Linked DNA regions of Mus musculus: region 1 is linked to region 2. Evidence: chromatin loops called from intact Hi-C (ENCODE). Cell type or tissue: left cerebral cortex. All regions are shown on one strand. Each heading gives the region's core, and the rest is flanking DNA. Links, peaks and the distances in the headings are about the cores only. Region 1 holds the start of B3galt2 (UDP-Gal:betaGlcNAc beta 1,3-galactosyltransferase, polypeptide 2). Region 2 has its middle 140 kb from the start of Gm35244.

Region 1 (12,173 bases), core at 4,326-6,825, 440 kb after region 2:
GTATTTAGGTTACAGAACTCTGGGTACCAGTATCTCATCTGTAAAGTAGATATTAGAAAATTAAGCTATCATAAGCGAATATCATTTACAACCAGCTCAGGTACTTATAGCTCAATCTAATTTGGAATAGACAATAATTGTACAGACCTCTAACCTCAGTTAAGCCCTAATATTAGGAATCACTGATATTAAAAAGGCCACTTCTACTTTGGAGGAATAATTTAAGCAGAATCAATAATTTGTCTATGAAGACAAGAAAAAAAGACAGTGAAGAATATAGTATATAGCTTTAAGAGCCAAATACTAAGAAACACGGGTTTTATTCCTCTTCTAACTTAGGAAAGCCAAAGTTCTAAGCTTTAAGTTTCTCCTTATACTTTTCTTTTTCCTTCTTTTTTACCATCTTATCATTTCTAGGGGGAGTAAGACACAAACTAGGACAGTTATAGGGTATACCTAAACCAAGAAAGCACACTGGAATTAACACATGAAGATGAGTAATTGAATACTATTAGAGGAAATGTAATTTTTATTCACCTGAAATAATATATCATGGTCTGTGAAAATGGATAAAGTCCGTATCCCTAAAATATATAGCATAAGCTCTAAAACTATATAGTTACTGTCTTTAGAATATCAGAGGGGAATTGTTAGTTATAGCCATAAAAACAAGTAACAAACATGCCTGCCGAGTGCTCTCCTGGGGGGGGTTGGGGGGGGTGCCCAAATGTCCAGGCACTTAGTTAAGTATACCAGAGAAGGATTTCAGAGTCTCTAATATGTAAGGGAAAAAAAAAAAAACTGTTTGATGGCATTTTACTAAACCATTTTCTAAAGTATTAAACATTATTAGAAGCAACAGACTCTAGCGCATCACTATACTTATTTAAACACACATCTGCAATCTATATAAGCATACTATTTTCTATATAAGAAGCAAAGTTCCAAGGTTGTCTCTACCTAAGGTTTTTAGTCAAAATGCAACCAATCCTGCAGAACTACTCACCAATCTTCAAGAAAATCTATTCATGTGTGTTCTATGTACTATATCATTTTTAATTCTGTGATACACATTATTTTACATGAAAAAAAATTAATATTGATAACAAGAAAGTGATTTAAAATTAAATTTACTACTTTCAAGAACACTAAAAACTGCACAGAGCAAAAAAGTAGGCAGTATCGCAACATGAAGTAAGTGCAGGCAGCTGACTTAGATAAGCTGGAGAAAACAGGGGAGGAAATCTAAGTTATAGACAATAGATAATGAAGGAGTTTTAACTAGACTAGCAAATCAGAACAATCAGACAAAAACTGTAAGAGCAGGAATGCACTGAAAGAGTTAAACTACACCAACTTACATGTAAAAGCTTTTATTACTTCTGCTCTAAAAAAGTCTCTAAGACACATGAAAGCCACCGTCCAACACAGAAATATTTAGAAAGCCTGTGCATAAGTTCAAATAAAGATTAAAAAACCATAACCTCCATTTCATCCTAATGCTTGTATTTGTTCTGAATAAATATGATGTGTCACATAAGAGGAAGATTTCTAAGCTTTCTCCTACCTCGGGTTTTTAGTCAAAATGAACGCAAACAATCACGTGGGACTCAGCCAAGCAGTGACGTTAAATTCTGCTCTGTCAGAGACAGCATCTGTCAAGCCCACATTTAAACTGCTGCCTGCCTGTGCAGCACGGAAGAACGGTGCATTTCACATTACAGACCAAAACCCCAGGAAAACAGCTCAAAAATCCTTCCTGCAGCTGCCAGGCAACCACGACGGAGAAAGGCAAAGCCTTTTTTTTTCCCCCAATGCAACTGAAACACTAAACCACAGCTCTGCTGCTTAACATTGCAGCTCAGCGCTATTACTAGAAATATGGATACTGAGAAGAGAATACAGCACTGCATTGTCCAGCCGGGAATACAGCAGATGTAAAGAGCTTCAATGCATCAACTGTCGGAAAGAGTCAACTGTGCACCAAATACAACAGACAGCTACAGCTCTTTTGTTTAGTGAAAGAGAGAAAATGAAAGAAAGGAAAAATCTCTGAAGACTATAAGATATAGACATATGAACAAGAAGGGTAACTTGAAGACACCCCGACAGATGGACACTTTGGATACTGTGAAAAGCAATCACAGGAGGCAGACTGTTGGGGGATGTGCGCATGTTCGATAGCATCGTTTTTTGCTGAAGTGATGGCGTGCCAAAAGTATTTTCAGTAGACATAATCCTCTCCATCTAATGGTCTGACCAAGAAAGAAAGGTATGTTGCTGTCTTGTGTATGATGTTCATTAAATGTGTTTTAATTTCCTAACCATACAGGCACTGATACACTTGATAAACAAGTTCATACAGTCCACTGCCCTTCAAACTATGAAAGGCTTTCTAAATACACGATTTTAAATTTGCCTTTTCTACTAGACAAGCTGTCGTTGCTTTATTCAATTAAATAACTGGGAGTAATTCTGCAGGATTGTAACATTACAAGGAAAACCAAATAGTAACTAGATTTACTGAAAAGAATGTCTGAGAAATTAAACTAAAAAGAAAAAAAAAAAGAGCTCTCTAGCCTTTTTTTTAAAAAAACAGCAATTCTCTAGCAAATTAGGTCAAATTGATTCCTTATCTAATAAATTAAAGCACCTTCTTTAAAATGGTTATCAAGAGACAGTGGGGTAAAATTATATTAAATAGCATAAATATGATCTTATTATCTTGAGGTATTTTTAGAAAATCTCTTCAAAACAAAATCTTAGTTCATAGTAATATATTCTCTGTAATATCTATCTCTTCAGAGAGAGATAGAAACAATTCAGGAGTACATCAGCAAATTTTAAGTGTTACTGAGCTACAAGGAGATACTACAAGTTACAACATTAGCCATCAGATTAAAACGCTAGTGAGTTTATGCAAAGCATAACACCACCACAGTAGTCAGTCACATGTTATTACAGTATCAATGAATACAACTTTAACAAAGAGAGATCAATAGTTGCTCTAAATAGATTGGTGAAACAGGGAGTTTTTAAGTAACAGAGTGATTCTAAATAATCAAGTGTAAGACTGTTCCTGGAGTTAATTATAAAAGTGAAATTAAAAAACTAACATACTTGCAAACTTTATATGCCCCAGTACAGGGGAATACCAGGGCCAAAAAGGGGGAGTGGGTGGGCAGGGGAGTGGGGGTGGGTGGATATGGGGGACTTTTGGTATAGCATTGGAAATGTAAATGAGTTAAATACCTAATAAAAAATGGAAAAAAAAAAACTAACATAAAATAGCTTAATATACAGCACATATTAATAATGGTCAAATACAAGGTCAAATAATATCCACAGTAGGTTTCTAAGCTTTATTTACATGTGATAATGACCTGCCTACTGCCTCTACATGTGTCTGCAGGACAGAATAAACTACCCTGGGAACAATCAACGTTAGAGTGCTCGGGGTCAGGGACTCAAAGATATTCCTAAAATCTTACAAACCTTTCTACGTATTTTGATTCTTCCTCTCACTTTCATAAAACTTACTACCCTAACAATCACAAAGCCAAAAAAAAAACCCCTGTGGAAGCACTGTGTGTGTTGTAGAATTAAGACTGAATGAGTGTATTAGACTTTGTCATATATCAAGAGATTCCTAGTCATAACTAAGTATCTTTATTCTGATAAAAATTACAATCAGAAACTAATCAAAAATAATTTTTAAAAAAATCCAGCCTCTGTTGGTATCTTTATTAGAAATTAAGCTTTATAAACTAAATATTTCAAAGCTTTAAAAGTATACAAGTGTTTCTTATCAAACCATCATTTAACTCTGGGACTGTCTTTAGAAACTAATATATTTATATCAACTTTTAAAAGTCAAAGGACAGAAACTCTATAGGAGGATACATTAAATAGTAACATCCTTACAAATTTCGGTCTATAAGAGGTAAACACACACTTAAATCATAATAATTAAAACAGAAAACATCTATTTTTTTAAAATCTATTAAAAGACATGGCAAAATTTTAACTCTTAGTTTTCTTATTTCCAAGAACTAATATTCAACAGGCATTAACCTGTGAATAATTTTATCATCTAACAAAAAGAGGAATAGTTACAGCAATTTTACTTTCTTAACAGCATACACACACAGACACACAGACACGGAGACAGAGAAAGACAGATCTCTATCCTGAGAAACTTTAGAAAAAAAATGAATTTAAGGCTAGATGCATACGTTTCATTTATCAGTAGGAGGTTATCAAATAGGTGTATTTGTACAGGAATTCCAAGCTCTCCTAGATTAATATTTACAAACATACAATTCTTATAAAATTTAAATTAAAACATACCTCCATCTTATAAAATCATAATAGAACCACATAAGAATATATATAAAATTGCAATAAAATTGTTGAATATTAGTTCTTGAATAACAACAAAACTAAGAATTAAAAATTTTGCCATGTCTTTGAATAGATTTTTTAATATATCTTTTCTGTCTTAATTATAAATAATTTAAGGGTGTTTTATATTTTATAGGTTGAAATCTGTAATATTCCTATAATATTCAAACACTTTACAATTTCACTTCAGGGACACTGTTTTCTTGTAAACAATGTGTCTTACTACAATACTTCATCCCTTTAAGGTCTTTTATCCATTCATTGAAATATCCTACCTGGAATTTAATTCATTTTGAACTGTTTTTCTTTAAAGTTTGCACTTTTAAAGTATCTGAATGACTAGATCTCAGTCATGTTCTAAGCATTGTTAAATCAACACAAAGCTGATACATTTATATTTATAATACTTGAAACAGATCAAATGAACTTTCCAAAGTAACTTCACTTTTAAATTTATATACATAACCCTTTAATACCCAGTACTCTCATTATGAAGTGGGGGGTGGGGGGGTCATTATCTACCACATAAAGTAATTTTCATATGTACTCTTTAAAATAGTTTTCTGCTTTAAGTAGAATTACATCTAGTTATAAGTACAGTCATGAAAATTTGTTTCTAAATCAGGCCATGAAGCTCCGTAATTTCAAACTCATATCATGCAGAAACCATGTTGCAAAGAATGTAATAGCTTTGGTCTTTATATAGAATGGTAAGATTTAAATTCACGTAAATAAAACTAAGACTAAATTAGATTTTTTAGAAACTACTGTCTGTGTGTGTGTGCGCGCACATGTGTGCTTTTGTGTGTGTGTGTGTGTGTGTGTGTGTGAGAGATTAAATACTTTTTTAGGTTTGAGGTATAGGCTAGTAACTAAATGCACCATTCATTTTCAGAAACAAGATCAAACCTTAGTGCCTGTTACACATTAGAAATCTGTTCAAATTCCCACCTACTTGCTCCTCCTAGTGGTTGTTACTAGAATAGTACTTCATTGATAGCCACCTAACACTTTCAAGCAGTAACTGAAAGGTGTGTGTGTAAATTTTATGCTACAATCACTCAATTTTTTGAGAACTTCCTTGTAAACTCTATTACTTTTCAAATGCATTTATGTGAGGATAAGCTAAACTGCTATCAATCATAAGTAGATCATTATCGTGAGATAAATAAGCACAAGCATTTACACATATAATTAGAAATAAGTGGCTATGTTAAAATTTTTATTTCCTTTGTTTAAAGAAATTATTTCAGTGAATAATAGAAAAATCACTTATTGATCAAAAGAATTTAATAATACCATCCTCAAAATTAATAATTATATAAATGACTTCTACTTTGGGTTTGTTTGTTTGTTTGTTTGTTTGTTTGTTTTTTTAAGAACTAAAAAAAAAAAAAAAAAAAAAGCCAAAACTAGGCATGGTGTCTCTATTTCATAAAACACCATTTACTGGAATTCAAACTACTGCTATGACCCTCAGTTCTTTATCTATGAATAGGTAAAAACAAGGAAAAAATTAGCAAATACAAATAAGTTTATGCTATGCTGAAAAGCCTCTTGCAAAACAGCCAGTTTTCACTAAGAGGCATCACTAATTTCTTGTGAACTTCTGAACGATCTAGAACTATAAGTGTAATGCTACTATAAAGTCTTTAAAGTTAAACTAATTTCTGGCATTGCAGATCATGCAAAAAAGTGTAATTCAAGAATATTTTAAAATGTATTTTGTGGAAAGTGTAATTTAAAGCAGTTCACAATAGTAGGAGCTATTGTCTATATTTTTCAAGAAGTCCAGAAAAACTGCAAAATACACACCCTTTGCCCAAAGCATTGACACATAAGACTGATATCCTAGATATGTACTATTTAGGGTGGATGGGTAAAATTAGCAAAGTACTGTAAATTGTTAATTATTTATTGCTATCTAAAATCTCACACTGAACTCACTAAACCCTAAAAATTAATTTTGACAGGTGTATCTTCTCACTGACTTTTTTGACACGGGGGTCAGGGGGAGAGACTGGAAACATGCCAAGCAGTGACTGTGACTAACTGAACTCTGCCACAGTTAAACCTGCACCTTCTGTTCCAAAGCCAATACATGTCCATTTTCCAAAAAAGGCCACTGACTGTGCACCATATCGCCATGCTATGTCAAATCAATTTTAATTAATGTCAATAAATTTGCCATCTGTTCTGAAGGCCCTCTTTCCGAGCCTTTGTCAGAAATCTAAAAGCATTTTTCCTGTCTACATGGACACAACATTAAAACCCTTTAGGTCAAAGGGACAGATGAGCAGAGCTATCGAAATCATCAAGTAAGTAAAATAAAATTAATCTATCACTTATCTTCCGAGTGTTCATTACACACAAGAATATCTTTTAAAGACATAAATCTTGTTGTCAGTAATTTTATGTTGCCTTATCCAGTTTTTTCTCAGCTTAAAAAGGTCCTTTTATTAGCTGACTTTTTAAGGCAGTTTGCAAAATTCTGCATTTTGTAAATCATTATGCTTCCTTCATCTTTATAGAATGACATCGAGGGACATGTACCTGAACCAGAAGACGATGAATCAAGCGCAGTATTGACTGAGGACGGAACAACAGTGTTTTTGGCCACAGACATCCATTACTGCTACTGGATACTTACAACATGCTTCAGTGGAGAAGACGACACTGCTGCTTTGCAAAAATGACCTGGAGCCCTAAGAGGTCTCTGCTCCGGACTCCCCTTACGGGTGTGCTTTCTCTAGTGTTTCTCTTTGCTATGTTCTTGTTTTTCAATCATCATGACTGGTTACCAGGTAGACCAGGATTCAAAGAAAATCCTGTGACATACACTTTCCGAGGATTTCGTTCTACAAAAAGTGAGACAAACCATAGCTCCCTTCGGACCATCTGGAAAGAAGTAGCTCCTCAGACTCTGAGGCCTCACACAGCAAGCAACTCCAGTAACACCGAGCTATCACCACAGGGAGTCACAGGGCTGCAGAACACTCTCAGTGCCAATGGCAGCATTTATAATGAAAAAGGAACTGGACATCCAAACTCTTACCATTTCAAATATATTATCAATGAGCCTGAAAAATGCCAAGAGAAAAGTCCATTTTTAATACTATTAATAGCTGCAGAACCTGGACAAATCGAAGCAAGAAGAGCTATACGGCAAACTTGGGGCAATGAAACTTTGGCACCTGGCATCCAAATCATACGGGTTTTTTTGTTGGGCATAAGTATTAAGCTAAATGGCTATCTTCAACATGCAATTCAAGAAGAAAGCAGACAGTATCATGATATAATTCAGCAGGAATATTTAGATACATACTATAATCTGACCATTAAAACACTAATGGGTATGAACTGGGTTGCAACATACTGTCCACATACTCCCTATGTTATGAAAACGGACAGTGACATGTTTGTCAACACAGAATACTTAATACACAAGTTACTAAAGCCAGACCTGCCTCCTAGACATAACTATTTTACTGGCTATCTAATGAGAGGATATGCACCGAACAGAAACAAAGACAGTAAGTGGTACATGCCACCAGACCTTTACCCAAGTGAGCGCTACCCTGTCTTCTGCTCAGGAACTGGTTATGTGTTTTCTGGGGATCTGGCAGAGAAGATATTTAAGGTTTCTTTAGGTATCCGTCGTTTGCACTTGGAAGATGTATATGTAGGGATCTGTCTTGCCAAGTTGAGAGTTGATCCTGTGCCCCCTCCCAATGAGTTCGTGTTCAATCACTGGCGAGTTTCTTATTCAAGCTGTAAATACAGCCACCTAATTACCTCTCATCAGTTCCAACCTAGTGAACTGATAAAATACTGGAACCATTTACAACAAAATAAGCACAACGCCTGTGCCAATGCAGCAAAGGAAAAGGCAGGCAGGTATCGACACCGCAAACTACACTAGAAGACTATTTTTGTTCAAATGTGGAGTCTGTAAATATTGCTTAAAGCATGTATAGTTAAAAACTTGATTATATACATAGGACAAGTTTTAGTTCAACTCATCACATAAAGGAATTCAAAGCTATTTTTTAAATTTTCTGAATAAGATAATTCATACAATTGCAAATTATGACAAAAAGGTATCCCAAAAGAGTCTATTTAAATAACTGTTATGAGGAGATTCTCTATATTAACATGCAATAATAAGCATGCATACATAAATGGTTCAAGACTTACATTAGGGACCAATACAATGTATCTGCATACATTTTCTATATAAATCTTAAGAAATGAAGACAGTAAAAAGATTCCTAGATTTACTTTTGATTTCATCATATAACTAAATGTAAATAAGACAGTACTATTGATTTTAAAGGAACTTTGTAATTGTGCAATGAACAAGTTTTCTGACCTGACTCAGTTGCAATAAGATTTAGTTAAGTTATTCCATAAACTCATTTATAGCATTCAGGTGTTTGAGCAATGCAATTCTCATTCAAGAATATACTTTTAAAAATAATTTATAATTATTTTAATTTCTTTTATTAATACTTATCTATACTGGGAAAATTATTTTGACATGATGTGATAAATGTGAAAAATTAATGTGTCTCAGGCTCAAGTTTTTATAAAATGAATTATTAAAGGTATCAAAATAGATAAATTTTGCTTCCTCATTGGTATTAAGGGTCAAGACCATATTTCAATGGATTTTGCCTTTAAAATATTACACTCTTGGGGAGTGCTTTTATCTTCAACTATACCTGACTTAAAGTATGTCTTTAAAATAGAATCATATTCCTCTAGCTGAAATACAAGTAGTAACATAACAGCACAGGGGTAATGTGTGGTCTTAAATAAGGAAGAAAAAAAGGAATACAAATAGTCATTTCATTCAATCTATTTTAAAGTTGTATATCTGCCAAACAGCGAGATATAGGAAAAGCTTATATTCTGAGAGCAGTGTACGTCAGACAACATTTAATCATTTTATGGCACTTATTTCTTTCTCTCAGTGTCAAGTTTATAAACCTTCTGTTTTTAATTTGGTAGATGACAAATATTCGCATCACCAATTCAAAACCATTTAGAGAATGGTGGGGAGAAAGCTACATATGTTTGATAATCATTTGCTTTTAGAGTGGACAATATACTTAATGCACTTTAACCAAGGTACTATTGGTTTTTAAAAGGTAAACAACAAAGCCCTGAACTGAATGCTATACAAATGTTCTCATATTTCATTTGGCCCTATCATGAATTGTAACATCAATAAACACAAGCCCAGTAACTTTGAAACAGTGTATCCTATGTATATTTATAAATTTTAATTGAGTCAGAATATCTTCTATCAGAATTCTAATATTCGTTTTTATCACTAAATCTAGTATGAAAGGCTAAATTGACAGACACACAAAAAGCTTTATTTATTAGTAATACAGAGTTCTACTTATATTAAATGTATAGCTCATTTTTTAAATAAGAAGCCTAAGTATTCTATTCCACACCAAATGGTTATGAATAATCAGCTATAAAACATATCCAGCTCTTAGCTAATGTTTTTTTAATTTATTCTATGTAATTGTAGTGAACAGAATTGCCTCACAAAAAGACATACACAGAGGATAACACCAAACCACACCAGTGATCAAAGACAGAGAGAGACCCTGACAGTGTACTGAGTCTCTCTGATTTATACCACAAAGGTTTAAAATGAAAATGGGAACTATGTATGTTTGTGAGCGTTCCTGCACAAGTATGTAAACAAAAAGAGAGCTCCTAAGTGATATTTAAAAACTATAATAGTATAGGATTACTGGGATTAAAATACTGACTTAAAAAACACAGAGTTCTTAAAAATACTTAAGTGCTTACTAAAATTATTTCCATTAATTTGAAAAAATAATTTAATCATGGTCTGAGTCCTCAGAGAGCATTAAACCAGTCAAGTTATTAATGTCAAAAGTCTGTACTTTTGACTTTGGGAGAACACACGCTAGCATAGCTTCAGCACTTGGAAAATAAGGCAGGAAGAAAGAGAGTTCAAGGCAATTTTAGGTTAAACAATAAAATCCTAAGAAAACCATCAAACCTTACTTTAAAATAAAAATTCTATTGTTAATTTATTTTTACATTTAATTTTCAATAATATAAATGCTAACTTTATAAGCTGCTATATAATGTCTCACCAGTTGTTAATTATATCTTGTTTATATAAAATTTTTGTATGTAAGAAATGTTTGAAAATGACTATATTATATTGATTTGACCAAAAGAAAGTTTACAGAATCAACTGTATAACACTAAACTCAAAGTGTTAATAGACATTTCAAAAGGAAAATGCAAACTTCAGTATTTACAACATTAGTTTGTTTGAAATAAAATTAGAAGTAATGAAATCTTCAACAACTAAATAATTTGCATTTCCTTAATGTCTTTCATGCATAAAAATATAAGCACATACACCTAATTGGAACTTTTTAAATACCTGATTCTCCCCCCTAAAAAAATAATAATAAAATACCAATAACAACACCGCACACTACTTACTGACTGTGGAAGCAGTGTATCTGGAACTGTTAAAAGCACCCTTATTACTTTATACAATACTTTTAGACTCCTACAAGAGGTTAAATGCATTTAATGACAAGGCTAGTAATGAAAGGCTTCCACCTCAGAGGTCATGCTCTTATCCACTATTATGATCTTCTGCTGTGTATTTCATTTATGGCAGAAGCTAATAGTTCTACAAAACCAAGCACAATTGGCTCATCCCACTATGCCTCATTCTCTACTTATTCTCTTTGGCCAAGCCCACAGATCTCACAGACACTGTTCACTCACTGGCACATGACATCAGGTGTTAGGGATACATAAGAAAAGGGAAAGGAAAAGACATTTGGTCCCTTGGTTGTTTGCTCTTCTCTTCTGCAAATATTGGTAAATGGTAACTTTAATTTTGAAAAATTGTGCACTGCTGTTTTAGGCCCTGGGTTACATCTGCTAACAGTAGGCAAGTGACACTTAGAAATTTCACAACTGTAATTGTAGCCAACAAATACAGCAGTGCATAGATGTACCCACTGGACCAGTTCTCGGCTACTGTTCTGTGTTAGGGCCAATGCCAACTCACCTGATTAAGTCTAGCCAGGAGTGGTGGCACATACCTTTAATCCCAGGCAGAAGCATGGTGGATTTCAGTGTGTTCAAGGCCAGCCTGGTCTGCATAGCAAATCCAAAATTAGTCAGCGCTGCATAATAAAGAGATCATATCTCAAGAACAAACAAACCAAGTATACTACCATGCCTTTTCCTAGGTACCCAAATAGTGGAAAAGAGAATTGACTCACACAAATTGACCTCTGACCATTATAAGTGTGCACCAAGACACCTGTACACACACGCACACGCGCGCGTGCACACACACACACAAAACATAAGTAAATGAAATAAAAATATTTAAAGAAAAAAATAGATGCCAGATGATATAAAATTCAGTATTAATTACTCAAGCACCTACTCTCAAGATTTTTAATGACTACTTTATTAATTTATGACATTGTAGTCAGAAAGAGAATCCAAAGTGAAGATGAACACAAAGGTTATTCATAACTAAGCAAAACTAATTTCGACCAATATTAAAGGCAAGCAGGGTATGGAGAAGCCTACTTATACTATACTTTTGGCTACTTGGTAAGATGAGGCACAGGTCAATTATTTGAGCCCTGCAGTTCCAGATCTGCCAAAGCAACATAGTAATACTTCAAAAATAAAGACAAAATAGATAAAAGGCAAACTTTAGAAATGAG
Region 2 (12,173 bases), core at 4,141-6,640:
ATGATGTTTTCCTGTTTCCTGTTAGATTCCATGTGGGACTCAGCTTTTCATCTTACTCTATGTGGCTATACTATGATTCCACAACTATTCTTGTAGCGAAGTTGTCAGAGCCATTGGGTTCTACTTACATGCACTATATGTACTATATCTCATATAAATGAGATGAGAATGTACATGCAGAGAATTGCATGATTGTTTGAGCTGGTATTTTTTAAATGGCACATTCTCCTTGCTTTATTTCTCAGAGGTGCACAGTGTTTGCTTGGGACATTTGAATAAAAAAAATAACACTAAATTACTCATATCCCTACAAGGCAAAAAATATTCCAATATCATGGCCTGGTAGGACCCAAAACTCAGGCATTCCATAAAGCTCTTCCAGTGAGAATCTGGTGTTTTGTCCTTTTTATCTTGGTATACATGAACTCAGACAGAGTAGCAGGCAAGTACTTTGCAGAAACTTTATCATAGGCAAGATTTTAACTGTGGCTAGGGTGCAGTTTCAGATTTATCTGACATACTACATAGGAGCAGGAGTTAGGAGTGCCCTGGAAGGTGAGCCAGATCAAAGAGATCTGGGGAAAGAGATCAACTCCAAAGCCCCACAGAAACACAGCAAAACTGAAATGCTGGAATCTGCCCCAACCAAACTATACTCAGAGAAGGGGTTCTTTAAGGTAAATAAAAATATCTGAAGCCCAAAGTACTGTTCTATCAATTCTACCACATTAAGGATGAAGTCTCCCCTGTAGAGAAATTCCAGAGAGATCCCAGGCTATCAAGTTTTATCTCAATGCAAAGAAACCACTGAATACTCTCTGGACAAGAGCCAACAGTAGAAGGGACTGAGGTAAAATAGCATGCATTTTGTTTGTTTTAGTAAATGTGATGGGTTACAGAGAACTATGTGAAAGAGGTGGGAGCAGAAAATTCACAGCATGATTGACAGATCAATTCATGAGCCTCCTGCAAGATCTTTTCCTCTAAGGAAATCTCAGATATACTACCATCCTTTTAAAAAAGATTTTAGATGAATTTCCTTTTTCTTAATGCTTTTAGGTAAATTTCTATTAAATATTTTATTCACTATTCATACACACATATAATATGTTCAGAGTAAATCCAACTCCAATTCCCCACTCTTCACCTGCTCTCAGCCCCACATGATTTTCCTTTCCAGCTTTATGTGTTCTATCTTATTTATTATAGTTTAATGCCCACTGAGTCTTTTTAGTACCTCTAGTGTGAGGATGGGTATGGAATCATTTACTGGGGCATCAGTAGCCTCTCCTTGTTCCTCAGCCTTGAAGAAAAGTGACCTTCTCTCTCAGTAGCCATTAACATACTATACTAACCTCTTTAACTGCACAAATTACTTGGCCACAGGCAGCTTATATATGTGCCATATGGAAAGACCTGACTGAGTATTATTTATTTGTTTCCATTTTTTCCCAGAATAAATAATTGGAATGAATTTTCAGTTTTCTCCTTGGAGGGAGGAATTAAAGTATTCTATACATAGAAGCAAGTATGTATAAATAATGTAATATTCCTCTTACCTGAGATATATACCATAGGTAAGTACTTAGAAACAAATGAGAGTGTTAGTTTCCAGAGGCTGAAGCAAAGGGAAATGGACAATTTAATGAGTAAAAAGCCACAAGAGAAAAGCTTAAGATATTTGTTGTGCAACATTTCTCATGTATTTAATGCTACTGATATGTACAATCAAAATGATTAAGATGCCAAATTTTTCTACAGTAAAAAAACTTTACTAAATTTAAGTATAAAGACAGTTGCATTCGTTAGCTCTATTGTTATTTCAATATAAATTTTTCTAAAAGCCTCAAATAGCAAAGACTTGGTTCCTAGATGGGGGAGCTCTTGAAAGATGATTGGTTCATGGTGGCGGTAACATCATCACTGGTTAATTCACTGGTGAGCTTAAGCTCAATGCTCAATGGGCTGTAGGAGCTGGACCCTGTTAGAATATCAGGCCATAGACCATGGGCCTCTGAATTAAATATCTTACTTGCAAGCCCTCTGCTTCCTACATACCATGAAACGAATGGCTTTATTTTGCTTTTTAACCATGCTCGAGTATCTAGTATCCCAAGATGCAAAGCCAAGTGACCATGAACCAAAAAACAAAAACAAAACAAAACAAAAACGCTCAAACCATAACCTTAAAAAGTAAATCTTTCCTCAATTTTTTTCTTTATCAGGTGTGGAAGATCAGGCTGGAAATTCTACCCTACCTCTTGGGAGGCTGTAGCAGGAAAACTGGTATAATTTCCATAATAGACCAGAATACAGAGTAAGACCCTGCCTTAAAACCAGAGGAGAAAGGAAAGCAAGAGTCCATCCACAAATCTGCTATCTACAACAGTGGCCTGCCTGCAAAATACATTGTTGCAATAATGATGCAAGCATTGTACATATAAACCAGTACCTTATTAGATTTAGGGCCCATTCCATGAGGTGTAATCCCTACCTAACACTTCTCAGGTGGCCAGGAACCTGAGACTAGATAGACCAAGGACATGGAGAAAACCAAATACTATTGTTCTGCTAAAAGAATGTACCAGTGGTATATCTTAGCCATCATCAGAGAAGATTTCTCTGATGAGAACTAACACAGAGACAGCTAGACAACGTGCAGAGTGAAAGACTTTGAAGCACTCAGTACTAAACCCCTCCTTTCTGAGCTTGGGGATCTATGTGGAAGAAGAGACAGAATGATTGTAACAGCCAATGGTGGTGGGTTACCCCAAGGCAACAATGTCCTCCAACACAGCAGAACTGATACAGAAATGAATCCACAAAGACTGTGGCAGCAGTGACAAGGCCTGCACAGGTCTAAGCCAGAGGGGCTCCCAACCCTGAGAGGGAAAGTGGAGACAAGCACCGATTCCTAACCAAGAAGCTATCTCCAATTGGCCACTGCTAACAAAGGAAAAACTACATTCCTCCAATGAAGGCTTCACTGGGTATCCAAACCAAACTTAAGGGCAAGCCCCATGCCCATCAGTAGATGGTCACTATGAAGCAAACTCAATGATATTTTTGAAGATTATCTTTGTCTCATATTTCTCTGATCAAGCATTAAAAACAAAACCTTGCTGATCTTTTGCTTATATGTTATGGTTTCTGATTTTGTGCTTTTCTGGGTTTTGTTTATGTGTATGTGTGTGTGTGTGTGTGGGTGTGTGTGTGTGTGTGTGTGTGGTGTGCTCACATTTGTGACTTTTGTTTTATTATATTCTGATGTTTTTTAAGTTTTGCTTGTTTTATAAAGAGAAAGGGAAAGAAGGCATGGAGTTGGAAGCAGAGAGTTGGTGAAAATATGGGAGGAGATGAATAAGGAGAAACCATGATCAGAATATATTATATAAAGTATTATTTATGAATAAAATTTCTCAACTTTTATCACAGTGTTGAAAAGTAACAGTTGTGTATCCAGAATCCAACCATGGACCAAGCTACTTCAGGCAAAATCCTGTGTCTGTATTTTATATGTCCTGCTATTTTCTTACCATATCATTATTTCCTAAACAGTTTAACAGATATTTAGCAGACTTATTACAGTGTCAATATCTTATATGTGATCTAGAGAAACTTTAAGGCACTCCAAAAGGCAAACATTTAAGTTCTAGATTATCATATAGCCAGGATTTAATCATCTTTGCCTTTTTGTATCCATATGAGACTCTGGAACGTATTCCACACAGATTCAAAAGGATGGTTCTATGTGTGACTGCATGCCTGTCTGCCTACATATCTGTAAAACCTTTAACTCTTTACTGAATATAAACTATTGCTCAAAAATGAGGAGTTAGAGTACTCAAATGTTGTGTTACCGTCTTTTCCGTTTTGAAACCCAGACTGTGCATCAGGGTGAACATAGACCCTCTCAGCATGTACTTTGAAAGAACAGGAATACTAATGCAGCCACCACTGTACCATTTAGTGCCTATAAGCTCTCACAGCACCCTTTTCCCCACTCAAATGCATCTACCACTCAACAGGAAGCCACTATCCTTATTTTCCTGTTGATTAGTGCCTTATGGCCTCCCCATACAGCAGTTAGCTAATTGAAGGTTTTATTGGATATGTGAAATTCAGTATAAGCTATTGTTCTTTTACCTATTTCTACTAACACATACAATGATAACCTATCTGTTTTCACGCTATGATGTTTCCACAATATAAATAAAGAAAACATTTTGTTCCCTAAATGTTAGAATTTTAGTCCTTAACTTGATGTTATAAGCCCTTGGCTTTCTCAGTGATCCAGTTGCTCAGCAAGCCATGTCATCTCTGCATTTTAGCATATACTAAACCATTTACAAAACAGTTATACAATTCACACTTCAACAAAGAGCATCAAATTCCAGGTTTTTTTTTTAAAAAAAATAATGCTTCTGCTCAAATTATATTATGTAAGGATTGGTCATACCTTTCTGGTCCTTGTGAAAAGTCTATGCTTCCATGGCTACAATTAATTGAGTGGAATTTTTCATATATAAACCACAGTTGCAGGCATATTCTACACAATTTGTAACTTGTAGTTAATATGAATTTATTCCCTTGTGATGTTATTTGAAACACAAATGTATTTTATTCAAATAGTTTTATCAGCAGGACTTTAAAGTTGAGTTTTGTAAAGATCACTACTTTGAGAGAGGAAAATATGAACAATATAGCCCTGAGTTTACCACAATTTAAATATGGCAACTGTGGATGTCACCTATCTTTGGGGTGCATATCAACCCACATGCAGAGCATTTGACTTCTGATCATAACTTTGGCTCATAGAATCAGAGAGTCAAGAGACTTGACTTATTGTTTCTTATTGGTGAGATTAAAATCTCTAATAATCTCAAAGTGAACTTTCCCCCTGGGAAATTATATTGCTCTGTGAAATTATGTCACTAGCTGCCACAAAGAGGTTCCATCCATCCTTCAAATGTCTTTTTTTTTTTACTTAATTGTGTTGTTGACCATCCTAATTGAATATAGGTGTGCAATCATATATTTTCTATAGGGTCCATAGGTCTTCAGTGTTATAACCTGAACTAACCTGAACCACATATTCACATTGATCCTCCTAGATTTGAACATTTGAATTATCCACTCTCCTCCTACACAAAATATTCCTATCCACTGTAAAATACAAACAGTCCTTGAGGTACCAATCATTTGTCAGATTTCAGCTTACTGTATGCATTATTTTATTTATAATATTTTGATGATTCTTTTGACTGTAGAATAGAGGACTTCTCTACTTCAAGATGTCTTCCTTAAATCACAGTCATTCTCTTATACATGCAACAACTGGCACTCCACTTCACGGAGAAGGCCCAAAACTCAAATCTCCAGCTTCCCACTAGTGATTGGCACAGGAGGCCAGGGTATAGGAAAATGAAGTGGGATCAGATGCTCTTCAGCAAGTGCCAAACTCTGCCCAGAATCACTCTGGAAGCCTCCTCCAGACAACGCGGAGGAGCCAAGCTGAACATATGCTCACAGAAGGGGAGTCAGGAAACAACTAGGACATCAACACTCACATCTTGGCACAAGCTCCTAACCCTTAAACAACACGTCCAACTTCTCTCCACAGGGGAGAGGAATGCAAACTCTACACAGGAGCAAGATGTACCTTTCCAAGTTTACCAGCCCTGAGAGGAGTCCACACATGATATTTGCAGTTTGGCACTTTCTCAAAACCCTGCCTGTCTTATGTTAATATGTTTATTTGCTTTTACAAGATTGTCTTGTTCACCCACAGGCAGCCAAAAGAACATGCAGCATTGTCAGCCAGCTTGGCTGTAACCATTATCATAACCCTTACTATATCTGCTGACATTCTGATTTTGTTCCCAGTCCAGATGTCATGTATAATAGTCTATCCACACATTATGTGCATTAGTGTCCAGGAATGCCAATGAAATTCAATGAACTGATTGATATTTGAGGAAAGGCCTTCATTTATGTAAATTATTCAATTTTTTATCAGCCATCTACAAACCGGGGCAACTCATTGCCTACCTAATCTCCCCTGAGCTTGCCCTAGATATGGTATACAATTACGCTAAAAATAATCTGGCTTTCTATTAATCAAATCAGCGGAAACACATCAGAAGAGTATGAGGCTGCTTTATTGTCCTTTTGAATAAGGATGCAATTCTGCTCCTAGAAAACCCAGGTCTAATGCAAGATGCTCAAGTCTACGTAGGGAAAACACCAAATTACCCAATGAGATCTTGGAGATATGAACAAGAGCTACCTGAGTTTTGCCTACAGAGGACTTCCTGCTTGTGTTGTTCTAAGCTGATTGAAGCCATGCTACAGAAGAAAACACCTAGTCCCACGTTCTGTATATTATGCTCCAATTAAGCTGCTGCTCTAGCCAGAATTTGAAAACTATTTGTTTAAAATAAATTAGTGCCCTTCATTTTTTGCAAATCCGGGAACCACATATCTGTCTTCTCTTCCTAGACATCCAAAGCATCTGGCACAGTTGACTTATTCTAAGAGTTCAGCATTCATTTGGCTCTTGAGTTTCTCGCTTTTCTGCTGAAGTCAGTGATTTCTCATTTTGTTGACTTCTGGGCGAGGCCCTTTCAATATCCAGTATTCTCTTCTTGGCCTTCTCACTTTCTTCTTAGTCTCTCTGGGGAATTTCATTCTAATGCAAAACTTTTCTGAGCATCTCTATATTTGGATGCCAAGGCCTATCTAAACATTTAATACCAATCTTCCCTCTAAACTCCAGCCTCAAACAGCCATCTAGCCTTTATCTCTACTCAAACATGTTGTATCTTCAACTTAAAGTGTCCAAAGGAGAATTACTGGTTTCTGTACCAGAAATGGCTCTTTCTCTAATCTTCTCATCTGTTAATAGCACTGTCTACTCTGTTTATCTGGTTAAAATCTTGAAGTCATTCTTGATTCATCTTTTGCTTATACTTCAAGCCTCTTCTCCACAGTATTATGAAGGTTCAGCAAGGAATGCTAGTTATACAATTTGTTAGTAAATGATCATAAAGGTTCAGTATATCTAGATAGATGATAGATAGGTGATAGATACATGAATACATACATACATGCATACATACATACATCTCTCTCTCTCTGTATGTGTGTGTGTGTGTGTGTGTGTGTGTGTGTGTGTGTGCTGAGAAGATGAGACTATGGCTCTATGAGTAAAGTGTTTACTTTGTGAGCATGAAGGTCTGTATTTGAGTTTGGAGATCCAGCATCCACATAAAAGGCCAGGCGCAGCACTGGAGAGAAGATTTGAGAATCCATAGGGCCTAGTCTTCATGCAGGAGATTGATATAAAGCAGAATCTACTTATATCTTTCTTTCTTAGGAAACAATCTACTTCAGTTTCCCATGAACATAAATCTAATCACTGTGTTCACGTGTGTGAGGCAGCAGGCATAAGGGAACAAAGAAGGTGGAAGAACCCACATCCTGCCAGAGTTTCCGTGTTCTGGGCAGGCTGATTCAGAGGACTGCTGCTCATTCTCCATGCAGCCCAGGGTGGGTGTCTGGCTGTGGGAAGCCTTGGACTCCAGCCCACGGGGAGTGGACATGGGGCAGTCCAAGGTCTCTGGGCCTCATGGAGGCAAGAGATAACAGGTTCTCAGTCTCAGGCATCCCAGACACAGCTGGACACTGGGGAAGAGCTGAGAACAAAGTGGGGATCCCGGGAGTGGCTCAGTCAGCCTCTGGGCTGAAAGGAGGAGAGGGCAGGGGGAGAGGGGGCACTGGGTGGTTCCCACACAGGCAAGAGTCCTTGGTCCGGTGGTGGTTGGAGCACAGGAAGGCCTTTCCAAGGGAGGTTAGACTTGGTTCTTTAGGGCAAGGCCTATTTCATCATTCAAATATGGCCAGCCTTGATGAGCAGAGGTCTATGGTTTTACAGCTTTGTTGTAGAAAGGCAAAGAGAAAGAGAGAAAGTTGAAAGAGAGAGGTCGACCATGGCCATGTGGAGTGAGGGGGAAGAGAGAGGGGGAGAAAGAAAGTTAGAGATAAGAATGGGAGATAAGAGCTTAAGAGAGTGAGGCAGAGCCAAGCAGCTCCTTTTTTTTATTAGATATTTTCTTCATTTACATTTCAAATGCTATCCTCAAAGTCCCCTATACCCTCCCCCTGCCCTGCTCCCCAACCCACCCACTCCCGCTTGTTGCATAGACTGGGCTATCTCCTAGTTGCAGGGTAGTTGTGGGGAGGAGCATACCTGGCTATAGTCAAGTAACTGTGAGGGTGGAGTTTAGCTAGAAAGCCAGGTGGTTGGAGCTTTGTCTGTGTGACTGATAGTCACAGAATTATAGAGTTGGGGGCTCTGTGGTGTCAGGCACCTTTCTCTGAGAGCATGGCTCACTGTTCCGTCCCTTGTAGAGTTTTCTACTGGGTCTCCGGAGCAAGCCTCACTCAACCAAAACAGGCTGCCTTTCACAGTCCCACATTCATGAAGTTCTCTAGGTCTACCTAACTGACAACTCCAGATCATGACACTCTTTGCTGTCTTCAGCAAACCCAGGTCAGTCCTGTCTGTAGCCTTTCTGCTTCTTTTTGCCTCGACTTTGCCCTGCTTCCCTGGTGCTCAGATAACCAGGCTCGAGTACCTCATCTCTCAGCTCAAGTGCCCCTTCCTAGGAACAATAACCCCTTACATTCTCCATTGATGCTCCACTTATTTTCATTCTTGGATGTTTTCAAATTCAAAATACGTGGCTTGTTCTTGTATTGATTACTGATTGATCAACCAACCCTTCCCAAGAATGGACCCATCATTAGCAGAACACTAGAGGGATTTTTTTCTTGTTATTGTATATCATGCACAACAGCATCAATCTACATTTTATGTGCTCAACAAACAATGAATGTTTATGTGAACCACTGACCTGAAATTATTTCTAGCAGACAGTGTTAATTAGAATTATCCCTTGCTATATTTCAGAATTAGGTTAAAGTGTTAGAAAATTCCAATACTATCTACTTTACCTTGGTTGAGGGAGATAAAATATCCACTGCTGATAATGTTTTCAGTCTTTTAATTTTTCATATAACAAGCAGTTTTATACTCAAAAATCATACTGTTCGTTTGGGACAAGATCAAAATAATATAATTAACCATAAGCACCATAGATGCCATGTATGTCTCTCATGATATTGGGTACCTTTCTCTTCCTGAGAACTAACTTTCCATTTAGCACTGGCTTATAGACACTGGACTGAGTGGCCTATGACTTCAATAGCTTGGCTTATTTGTTTCAAACCATCTTATATAACCAGTGAAGCTAACTTCAGTGGAATGTGTTTCCTTAAGTCCTTTAGAAGATCAAATATCACAGCTCTGGATACTGAGATAAGACACAAGCCATGAGTCTAGGTTCAGACCACCAAGAAGCAGAAGTTGGCCTCAGTTTTTCTATCCAGGATAGTCACTAAACTGCTATGGGTGTGTTTTCTTCCTTAAACTAGAAATAATGATATCAGTGAAATGGTGGGGTTGTGAGGATCAAAGAAGGGGTGTACCACAAGGGCTCTCAGCCCTGAAGCAGGAGCCACTGCAAAGGAAGCCGAAAATGTTAAGACCTAGAGCCAGGTGTATAGTACTCAGCATTTATTCATATGTGTGTGTGTGTATACATGTATATGAATTTGTAAACATATTATTATATATGTATACATTTATATGAATTTGTGAACATATATGTGTGTGTGTGAAGAACATACGTATAATATGGGAAACACAGCATTGGCTTTTTTACAGTAGTGTGTTTATCTTTATATATTATAAATATGTATAATATTATATAATTATATTTTATCTCATATGATTATATATATTCATGTAAATATATAATATATTATATAAATAAAGGGTCCAGGGCCCAGATGCAAAGAAAATCCCACCCAGCAACATATTCATAAAATCTGCCAATACGTAAGTCAGAGTGCTTTACCCTCTTGCTGGTAGATATTCCAAACACAATGTTCTGCATGGACAATGAGTCTCAATTGTGACACTGGCCAGTAACTTCCTGGTTTCCAGACCATAAAAAAGGCATGTGTGGTAGACCAGAGTTCTAGCCTCAATTTTCTTTCATGTCTTATGAATCCAACACAGTCTTCTATATTAATACCTAGCATGATTTCTGAATGCTTACACTTAATAACAGTAAAAAATTCACTGAGGTCAGCTGTATATCAGGCCTTACTCAAAGTCTTTGTCCATGCTGACTCACCTTATCCTCTACCAGTCTAGTAAGATTCAATCTCTACCCTTTCTATGAAAGAAAGTTAAAGATCAACAAAATCAAGTTATTCCCACAAAGAGTAGTAGTGACATAATCAGAATTCATAACCACATACTCTTGTTCTACTGGCAGACTCTTGACCAATGTTCACAAATCCACAAGCAAGTATCACTCAACTTGAAAGACTATATCCCCTTCTACTTCACAGTCCCTACTCATGGTAGAGGCAGAGGCAGCTATAAAAAGACCACTATGAACTTCTTTATATGAGCCCCTCATTTAGAAAATGAGGACGCTGCCACTCCCTGAAGCTTCATGGCATCTCCATGCTCACAACACTGAAAAATAAAATTCGGGAAAGAATTCAAGTGTGACTCCACGTCATCTATGTGGCACTAATTAGTTCTCTCATAACTTTGATTACCTGGCAAAGTGTGAGAGCTTAAAAGCCAGATACTAAAAATAAATAAATAAATAAATCAAATTAAATTAAATTTTTAAATGAGCTTTTATTGTTAATAAGGGGGAGAGGACTACAAAACAGAATTTCTTTCTACTGCATTAATATTTGAAAATATTTTTACTAGTGACACCCTTTTTCAACAACATAACGTATGACTTAGAAGTACTGTAAGACATTTATGACTGCTGAAATTATATCATTTTCATTTGAGTTTTTGGCTTTCCCTAAACTCCAAAATGTAAACACTGAAATGGTTAATAAAGTGTTATACTTTAAAGCCACTGTACTTCATGGTTTGTTTGGTTTTTGGGTTTGTTTGTTTGTTTGTTTTTTTCAACAAATTCGGTGTTTTTTGTTTGTTTGTTTGTTTGGTTGGTTGGTTGGTTTTGGGGGTTGTTTTTTTAACTCTGGAAAAATTAGCAAAATGTGAAAAACACTCAGAGATAAGTGTGACTGTGCCTTCCTGGCCCCAAATTCCTCTTTGCCTAAATCTGGTGCGAAGGAGAACTGGAAAGTAAAATGGTTAACACTTCTGTCCCAGAGCTTTAGGGGAACAACAAAGGGAAGAGATTAACACTAACTCAGATTTCCAAGGATGTGATTGAAGAGTCTCAACACTACTGCTGTTAAAAACGACCTGATTTGGGTTTTTTTTATTAAAAAAAAAAAAAAAAAAAAACTTTTAAAAATAAAGCTGGGGATTGAGCTTTTGGAGGCCCCATTTTCATTGTGGATATTTTTGAAATTTCTTTGAACAACTTTAATCTTTTGGATTGGAGTTCTAAATCCCAGATAATTAAAAAGAGGATCTACAATGCGATAACATTTCCTCTCTCTGCCAGATTGTCCAAGTAGCAACCCGGCCGGGCAACTGCAATCATGGAAAATGACGCATCAAGTCCCTGAATAGTCATAAAAGTGCCAGCCTGAGTTTATTTCTCAGCAGTAAATAAAATACCAATTATTCACACTGTCTAGAGTGCATCTCCCTAAGGAGAGTGATCGTCCCGCTAGTTGCTTCAGCATGAGTTTATATAGCTGGATCACAGGTAACACTGGGAGGCATAGTTTCCCAAATGTCTTGAAAAAGCTGGCTACTCAAGGCTCCAGAATACCAACAAAATGCCAATATTCAGACGATCTAGACAACTTTACACATCAGGTTGTTAGTCTTATTTTTTAAGTTAATTGTCTAGGACTTTACAGAGGGATAAGAAAACTTCTGTGATTTCTAATCTAAGTAGGAAAGCAGGTCATTGAGAGAAACTGGCCATGGCTCCCAACTGCCTCATTAGCTAGCAGAAGTTGGCAACCTCCTTTGGCGTTTTATTTTTAAAATATTTTATTAGCCATCTTGTTAGTAACTAAACATCCATGTATGCATTTGTATTTCAGCACATTAACAGTAAAATCAACCACCATAATTCTGACTA

What was found. A loop is a pair of places that touch in the nucleus more often than their neighbours do. Peaks named below come from ENCODE experiments on the same cell type or tissue, not always from the same donor. Only the 100,000 strongest peaks of a DNase experiment are listed, where the experiment ranks them.
Region 1: it touches region 2 in a loop (4-fold over the local background); 2 of 42 quality-filtered maps call a loop at or near these places.

The regions. Positions count from the first base shown.
Region 1 is chr1:143,639,071-143,651,243 of GRCm38, forward strand. The region is part of intron 10 of Cdc73 (cell division cycle 73, Paf1/RNA polymerase II complex component); the gene reads right to left. It overlaps B3galt2 (UDP-Gal:betaGlcNAc beta 1,3-galactosyltransferase, polypeptide 2), which reads left to right and starts at 1,627. Exons shown (of 2, transcript NM_020025.4): 1 at 1,627-2,272; 2 at 6,936-10,867. The coding sequence starts at 7,058. The coding sequence ends at 8,326. In left cerebral cortex, for the core only: a CTCF peak has its summit at 5,381; DNase peaks (open chromatin) are centred at 5,343 and 6,481; H3K4me3 peaks cover 2,500 bases; H3K27ac peaks cover 1,606 bases.
Region 2 is chr1:143,194,886-143,207,058 of GRCm38, forward strand. No RefSeq gene overlaps it. Among named protein-coding and RNA genes, the nearest start is that of Gm35244, 140 kb to the right of the region's middle. In left cerebral cortex, for the core only: no CTCF peak of the experiment used is centred there; DNase peaks (open chromatin) are centred at 5,501 and 6,367; H3K27ac peaks cover 796 bases.